Regions from separate parts of the Homo sapiens genome. Here region 1 is linked to region 2. A link is an interaction called in ENCODE POLR2A ChIA-PET data of the cell type or tissue named here. Cell type or tissue: Panc1. All regions are shown on one strand. Each heading gives the region's core, and the rest is flanking DNA. Links, peaks and the distances in the headings are about the cores only.

What was found. Peaks named below come from ENCODE experiments on the same cell type or tissue, not always from the same donor. Only the 100,000 strongest peaks of a DNase experiment are listed, where the experiment ranks them.
Region 1: POLR2A ChIA-PET joins it to region 2 with 5 read pairs; 2 of 35 experiments call an interaction of 5 or more read pairs at or near these places.

The regions. Positions count from the first base shown.
Region 1 is chr7:147,370,340-147,374,751 of GRCh38, forward strand. All of the region lies in intron 9 of CNTNAP2 (contactin associated protein 2), which reads left to right. Among named protein-coding and RNA genes, the nearest start is that of MIR548F4, 5.6 kb to the right of the region's middle. In Panc1, for the core only: no CTCF peak of the experiment used is centred there; no DNase peak of the experiment used is centred there.
Region 2 is chr7:147,509,374-147,513,785 of GRCh38, forward strand. All of the region lies in intron 11 of CNTNAP2 (contactin associated protein 2), which reads left to right. Among named protein-coding and RNA genes, the nearest start is that of MIR548F4, 130 kb to the left of the region's middle. In Panc1, for the core only: no CTCF peak of the experiment used is centred there; a DNase peak (open chromatin) is centred at 1,738.

The DNA of each region.
Region 1 (4,412 bases), core at 293-4,292, 140 kb before region 2:
ACACGTCCTTGGGGCAGTCATTGTCTCTCTGAGCACCCTTTGCACATCAGTCGTTTCTTGTCTATCACTTGCAGTGGTGTGCTGGAGCTTGCTTAGACTGGCTCAAGAAAACTGATGGTTAAATTTTCAGGAATTCCGTGAGTCGCTTGTTAAATTGTTGTAACTTGAAATTAACCATGATGGGAGTATCTACAATAGCAGATGCTACAAACCAGGATGTGTTTTTAGGGTTTATTTTGTTGGAGAACTGGTTGACCAGCACACCACTGAATCTTTCCTTTTCTGATCGACAACTATGTAAGACAATATGCCTAATAGATACCCAATATATAGATACATAATAACCCTTAATCCTTAGTATGTTTTAGATGACTCAGTAGACTTCCTGACTACTGTCTTTACCAATGTTCTATTAGATGAGATCAAAAGATGCATCTTTACATTGAATTTGATTTTAGTAGAGAGAATCACTTATTTTTTTAATTAGAAATTAAGCTGCATTTAGAAAGTTAAAAAATAATGATTACTGATTTTACATTTAAGTCAACTTTCAATATGCTTAGTATTACCAATTGTTACTTTAATAAGGTGTTTTTCTGGGAACATTGCTTATAAAATACTATTTATATGTTTTTGTTTGTTTAGCTCCAATATCAAAGAGAAATAGCTATATTGCATGTGCTATAACTGACTGTCAATGAATGGGTAATTTAAAATAGCCTCAGATGCCTCAAACCTTAACGCTAAATTCACCTCACAAAGGGAATTTATTCAATCCAAACGCCCTCCTATTGCTTAAATGAAGACATTGATATGAAGATTCATATCTGAAGTTAAGATATTAGTAAATCAAACAATGTAAAATTCACGACCATATATATCATACGGATTTGGAATTAGCTGAGTGATCTACTTTTGTATATTTTTGTGGTTAAATTTAAGCACTATACATTTATGAGAATGATTTTCTAAGAAGAAACCCCATTTATTTTCTAAGAAATTGCAGCCTACCTTTCTATGCTGGTTTGTTTTATGTACTACTATTGACTTTTCTTCAGTTTTATATAAGATACACAGCCTAGTGAATAATAAAAAAGTATTATTACATTTACTTTAACTCTTAGCCTTTGCTTTGACTGCACAGAAGGAGACCTTTAATTTTTATATGCTTTGAAATTCATGAAAATTGACATTTTTGCCTGACAACTTATTTCTCCACTTTCATATGCCTTTCCTCTTGACTGAATTTAGTCTTTTGTAGTGTTGCAGAGGCTGTAGATTACCAAGTTCTCCTAGATTCACAGGGCAGTAACTATAGGCTTGAAGAACATTCACCACTAAACCTGAGTGAGGCTCATTCGATGTTGTAAGAAATAGAGGGCTCATTTGTTCCCTCTGACAGCCTCTCCAGGGGTGCTCACTTATGTGTACATGCACTATGTATACATGTCCTATGTGTATGTATGAGAGTGTGTGCATTTTGTTATGCATTTTAATAAAATATAGTCATATATATTATTATAGATGTGTATATACATAAATACATATGGAGGAAATGGACAATGGTATGTTGTAATGTTCAGAAATGAACAAGGTGATGTAAACACTGTCCCTAAATCTTGTTTCACAGTAGAGTTTCCAGTAGATGACAAGTACGGTAGCCACCACAAAGGGCTGTGAGAGAGAGGGTGCATCTCTCCAAAACAAGTATTCCCCACAACACAGTGACAGTAGGCTAAAACATTTCGAATATTTTCCCTGCCTGCTTAGAGAAAGCATAGGGCTCAGGCTGTCATTCCATGTTACAGTAACAGTTCTCGTTTAAATTCATTAATAAACAAGCACTCTTCTAAACTTAGCTAATGTGCTCTTACTCCTGAAAGATAAAGAAATCCAGTTTTGGGATGCTGACAAAGTGAGTCTTCTGAGCCTATTAGAGTAAAAACAGCTTACCCTAGTGTAAGGCAACTATAACTGTAAGATCATGAATGTTCTCGAGAGACCACTTAAGGACAGACACAGGCTATTCTGGGCATATTTTAATGTCCTTTTTGGCCTTTCTATTTTAAAACATTTCATCTTTCTTGTGTGTGGCTCCTATCATTGCTTTCCTAAGTTTAAGTTGGTATATTCAACTGTTCATTCCTGAACTCTATCCCAGGAACTTTTTTCTCCCACTCTTAACAGAAGTCAAGAGACATAGGTCAATTTTCTGTAATTTAGTAAGTAATTCAGTAGCACTCAATACTCAGTATCATCATTTATACATTATAACCATTATAACATTTATTCTGCACATCTAAGTTTGCTTTGAATGACAGAATTAATACTAAGAGACCTTGTCTCCCTTGAAAATTGATGGGAAGGAAGCTTTAGCCAGATAAATACTTTTTTAAAAAAAAATGTCATCAAGTGAGAGAGCCTGAACCACAATCCCAATGGGATCAGAACACTTGAGTCAATTAGCCAAGACTCCACCTACCTGTGCACTAGTGATGGCCCAGCCAATGGAAACCCACTACTTAACATCCTGGCAAAGCTCCCTGTCTATGGGCACTGCTTAACTGGGCCATATCCTCACTTCCTCTCTGTCTCCCCTTTCTTTTTATGCTTTCTTTGCTGACCAAGCCCCTGTTCACATTCTTTCCTATATTTGTTAATATATTCCATCACATTATTAAAATCTAACTGATCGTACCGTCCAGGGACACATCGTGTCCCTCGAAGACTTGACTCTATTCTAACCCGTTATTGTTAAAATTAACTTTCAAAGGGCAATTAGCATTTGTAATTTCATGAGGAATAGTCAAATAGCCTGAAAGTAATATCAACAGGCTCTCTCTATTTAGAGGGGCCTCACTGAGAAAAGGTAAAGAATTTCCCGTTTTAACCCATGATGGTGTTTGTAACCTAGAATGCCATTTTTACAGCATTCAAAATGGCCAGTTTCAAGGTGGCTGACGTGGTTTCGGTGATTCATATTATCAAAAAATGTCTGTCTTACTAGATTTTTTTAACCAGAAGTTGATGTAGTTTTAAATTTTTTAAACTGCCATTTACTATGAATTTTAGGTAGGTGCACAAATAACCTACAGCTTTGAACTTTCTGAAGTAATATTTTCATACTTTTTACTTCAAATGTAGAATAATTTTTTACTGGTTAAATTATTTTGACAGCTTAAACCCAATGAAAGAGTATATGTGTATATATTTATGAGAACATTGAAATACTGTTTGAGAGTAATTATTTATAACAGAGACTTCTGGATTTGACAAATGTTATCATTGTCTTGAGAACTGTTTCTAGTTGTAAACAGTAAATAGATAATACTGTGGTCAGAAACTTTCCTGGAATTTAGTAGTGTTTGTATGAACTGTATACCACTGAGAACCAGAGCAGGGAGAACTTTAGTTTATTATACTTGAGTTCTGTTTTTTCTGTTTGTTTTTTGCTTGTTGGTTTGGTTTGGCTTTCATCTTGTAAATAGTAAATAATTATATTTCATCTAGCACATTTTTATGTATAGAAGATATACATTGGAGATGGAATAAAAATATAAACTGCCAATATTTTACTTATACTTTTGAAAAGATGACTTGTTACAGATAAATTTATCAGGAAAAAAAAAGCAAACATAGACTGCAAATCCCTTTGTTTTATGTGTCTTCCTAACAGATGATGGGAGTTTAGTCTAAAGAATAGAAAGCCATACGGACAATAAAACTCATTCACAGAGATGAATCTCGAATATTTCAATAATATTGCATTTGGATTGGAAACTGTAAACAAACCTTCAGACTGCAATTCAAATTTTACTTTTATTTTTTTTCTTACTTAAACATATGTACATTATATTCCTATTTCTCAAAAATATGACTAGGAAGGTAAAAAGCAACTAACGTTATAGCCTTCTTATAAAGAAATTTGGCCCTTTATGAGTTCAACTAAATAGCTAAATGTCTACTTTTCTATTTGTAACATGTTTTTTTCACTGTTACCAGTAAAAAGTCATTTATTTATAGGCCTCTTTAGATATTTGTATTTTTCTTCAACCACAATTTAAACATTCATCTTCAAATCTTGCCTACCATTGCATTTATTTGAAATCGACACTTGTGTTTTAGTTCATTTTTAATAATCTGAACCAAGGCTTCTGAATCATTTATCCATATGGTTACATAGTCTAGGTTATCAATGCCTGTGCATATCATACTGTAAAGTGCTTTGAAGATGTGTTCATCTCTAGGTGAAGCTTGTTGGCTGATGGATTTATTAAATGATTTGTGACATAGCATATCCCTTGTTCTACCCCCAAAGTCTTCCATTGAGACAGTATGCTTCCTCCAGAGGAGGAGCCGGTAGTCTCTGGCTATATTCTGGAAACATAGGAAAAGAGGAATTTCCCTTTTTT
Region 2 (4,412 bases), core at 144-4,143:
TCAACAAATGCTTGTCATATAATGAATGGAAATTCCATATATCCAGCCTGACACTCCCGAAATTACTTACTGGTCTGACTTTTTTGCTTGAAGGAAAGCAGCTGGACTTGGGTTAAACTTTCACTCTTCTCTTTCTCTGTCTCTTCCCTTCATTGTGCTTTTTCTTTCTAACCTGTATCAAATGAGAGAGAACCTGATATTAGTCACATATTTGGAAATTTTTTGGTATCACTGAGATTTGGTCCCTCTCACTGTCTTAGCAGTTACACTTTAAGCTGGCTTACATATAGTTGTAAAAAGAAAGACTAGGTTCCCCAGTTAAAGAAACTTCAGGGACAGAAAAGCTCTCTTCTGCTTGTTTCCTTGCTTGTAAAGTTAGTCTTTGATATAAAGTTTAATCCTTTTATGCTGCCTGGAATGTGCTCAGAGGTTTTCTCTGCAGATTGTTTCATCTGGCAGTTAATTCCTGGGTACTTCTGGGAATTGAAGGAAAGAGGTTTTTGAGTTTTAGTTACTGAACTTCGATACCACCAGTCAATCCAACAGTTCTATGTCTGTATGGTTTTTTGCTTTGTTTCCTCTAAATCGGTGATTCTTAAATTGTATTTTATTTGATGGGCACATGAGTAAGTCAATACAAGTACAGACTCCTGGGCACCATCCCTTCTGATTCATAAGGTCTATAATAGAGTCATGGAATCTGAATTTCACTGGGCTTATGAGAAGATTCCAGAGCAGAGGATTCGTGCCAGTGTGACTAGGGAATCTGTTTTCTCTCTTAGCCTTTCTATCTGATCAGAAGATGAAACCTGTCTGGGGTTCTGCGTATTCTAATTCTTTCTCTTCTTTGACTTCAAGTTCCCCAGACTCTGAGGGCTAAAACCCAGTATTTAGTGGCCTTTTACAGAGCAAATTGGCTGGCCATTCCACCTTATCCTTGCCATGTAAGCCACCAGCCATGCAGACTTTCCATTACCTCATGATCAAGAGTTTCAGTCTCTTCACCCTCACCAGGACAGAGGACATAGTCAAGGAGATCCCTGCAGAATACACTGACAAAGGACTTCAGAAATAAAGGGAGTCCCAGTTATGAGGATAGCAGACAAGGAAATATGGTAGAGCTTATGTTCTGAATCAATCATTTCAGATTCTTTGGTTTTTACATTGAACATGTATTTGTGATTACTACAAATGGTTCCAAAAAAAAAAAATTCCCAAAAAGTAAAAGTACAACCAATGCCATACAAAATAGATTAAAAAAATCTCCAAAAGTTTAATGGTTCATAAGTACACTCATAAATTTTGAATTATTATTAATTCATAATTCCCAAGTAGTATGATAACTAGTATGCACTTTACAAAAGGCTTGGTAGGTTAATATATGACAAATATTGCTTGGAAATTTTATTTTATTACAACACTCAATTTCTAAATTTTAGATTTCATAAGTAAGTGCTCCTGTGATGGGCCTACAACCATATATATATATATATATATAATGCTTCCTCATATATATATACATGAGGAAGCTTTAGTTACTGAACTTGGATACCACCAGTCAATCCAACAGTTCTATGTCTATATGGTTTTTTGCTTTGTTTCCTCTAAATCAGTGATTCTTAAATTATATTTTATTTGATGATCTCATGAGTAAGTCAATACAAGTACAGACTCCTGGGCACCATCCCTTCTGATTCATAAGGTCTGATTCATATATATATGTGAGGAAGCATTATTTCCCACTGTTCTGAAGCAGCCAAGTAAGAATTAAGCTATTGTGTCGGTGCATACAGACAACTGCAGTCCTTTGCAGTTTTTCGCCCCTCTGGCTACCTTTATTATGTCAGTGACAAAAGGTGATACATTTAGTACATCGTGAATACCGACCTTTCACACTCTTTGAGCCCCTCTAGCACTTTTTCTTTTTGTTCTGATCTTCATACACTATTTAAGAGTGTTATCAGCACCAAGAATTCATAGAGTAATGATTCCACTATTTAATTCTTCATTTCTTTAAACAAGTTTTTTTCTTCCTCAAGCCGATTTTCTTTTTTAATGAAAAAGCTAATTATCCTTTAAAACAACATTTTTTTTTTTTGCATTTTGCAATAAAGCTAGGAAGTAATTTAGTAACTTTCTAATAGTAAGTTAATGAGTTTTATCCCAGATCTAGTATCGTGGGGCATATTTTTTATGTGTACATAATGTTTCTAAACTAAGCCCAGTTAATATTTTCTTTTACATTTATCAGCAAGAAAGAGAGAAAGGAGACTAAAAACAGACCCATAGCTCCCCAAAGTGCTTAACAGGAGTATTTAATGGCATCCAATCATACTTAGTCGCTGTGTAGATAGAAAGCTCTTTGCAACAAAACGACAAAGATCAGACAAACCACTATAGTAGCCACCAGAGAACTTTGTATTTCTTATGTCCATTCTGGGCTGATTGTCCCTAAATAAGAGCTAACCTATTTTCTCTGACTTTACATGAGCAAAGAAAATGCCTTCAAAGTGCTTTCTATAGCAGGAGGTACAGGTGCCAACGTAAACCTAGATAAAAGCTGTTTGTATATTTATTTGTTTGCTTGTTTTTATCACACTCAGTGGCCTCGTGATGCATGTAATTACCTTGACCAAAGCATAATAGTAGACAGCATTACCTTGGAAGAGTCTTAGTAAGATACAAACTGGACACATTTTTGAGAGAAGAAATAATAGGAGTTGGGTGAAAACATATACAGCATGGGATCCCACCTAATGCACTTTATATCCTAAAATAGGGAGCTCTCCACACTCTCACCATCGCCGTGCCCACACATCTCATACGTGCATGCACTCATGTATTACTAATTCTGTGGTGTCACAGTGTCCACACTCCCATTTGCAGACTTGTCCTTTTGAGACAGTTTTTTGGAACCAGGGAGCACTTTTCTTGATAGAGAGAATTCTAAATTTTTTTGCACAATCAAAATCTTCAGTACTAAATATTCACATTAGCAACATAAGAAAAGTGTCCATATAAAGACTAATTGTCCATACAACAGTTCCTAATGTTACATTTTAGTTAGATGATCTACAGTTTAGGTCACAGATACTCAGACCTATTCCAGAATCTAGCCATATTCAACTTTCATACATCATTTTTTCTCATAACTAAAGATCAAAGTAGTAGGAAAATTTTCATGATATTGCAAAGAGATTTTTAAAAATACATTAGCTTAAAGTTATTTATCATTAGGAACCTAAGTTTTATTCTTATTTAAAGAACCATAAATAGAATTTAAATCAACATCTATCAAGATCTGTCTATCATATCACCTTCCAGAAGTCAACACTGTAAAACTCAAATATGCGTGGCTTTTGGACAACAATTCCATTTTTAGAATTGTATAGCAAGCAAATAATAAGACAGAGTTACAAAGATTTATGTATGCTTTTCATCTCAGCATAGTTTTGAATGATGAAAAATGTGAAAATATTTTAACATCAATAGTTGTATGGTAAAATAAATGATCTGATGACATGCTAAGAAACAATTAGAGTTAGCAAGCAGAGCTATGTTGTTTGACAGAGAAAACATAAGAAACCTACTCTATACTAAACAGAAAATAAAACTAAAATGAAAATACCTGGTTGAAAATATAAAGAAAGAAAAAAACATAAAGTGATATATCAATTTTAACAGTGATATTTTCCAAGTAATAAGAGTAGGTCATTTGAATATTTTTTCATATTTTTAATAAATTGTTTCAGTTGAAATCAAATGAAAATCTATTATTTGTATAATAAATGATACATGTATTTTCATTTAAAAATATTTGGTAAAGAGAAACTAAAGAGGAATAAAAGACCAGATGTTTAGTTTTACTGTATTTTAAATCTGTACTCATATTTGAAATACCTATTTGTTTGTCTAAATGCCCGAATGGATTATAATCTTCTTAAGGCAAGAGGCCGTGGATTGCCCTTTTTTTTTTCCATTGTACCCCTACAAAATAGTAGTTGCATGATAATGTATTATGAATAAATGTGTAGGTGGCCTTGGTAAAGCCACTTTCTCTCTTTGAGGCTCATTTTTCTCATCTAGAAAATAAATACAGGGTTCTCTACTCACCTCGCTGGGGATTGCTGTAATGCTAAAAGGAGGCAACACATGTTGATTATAAAGCCTTCCATGTATGTGAAGGAACATTATTTTTAACCACAGTAATTACACTCATAGAAATCAGTGAAGCAAGTGTTGGATTCCCATCCCCAGGCTTGGCTCAAGGCCAAATACAAAATCATGAAGCAAGCCAAAAATACAGGCTGCACAAGCTGCTCATCTGTGCCTGCCTTCCTCACTTTAGAGACATAGCCTGCCCTCAGGTTCCCTGCACCTTCCTGCTCTATCTCTACCTCTCATGTAAAAGT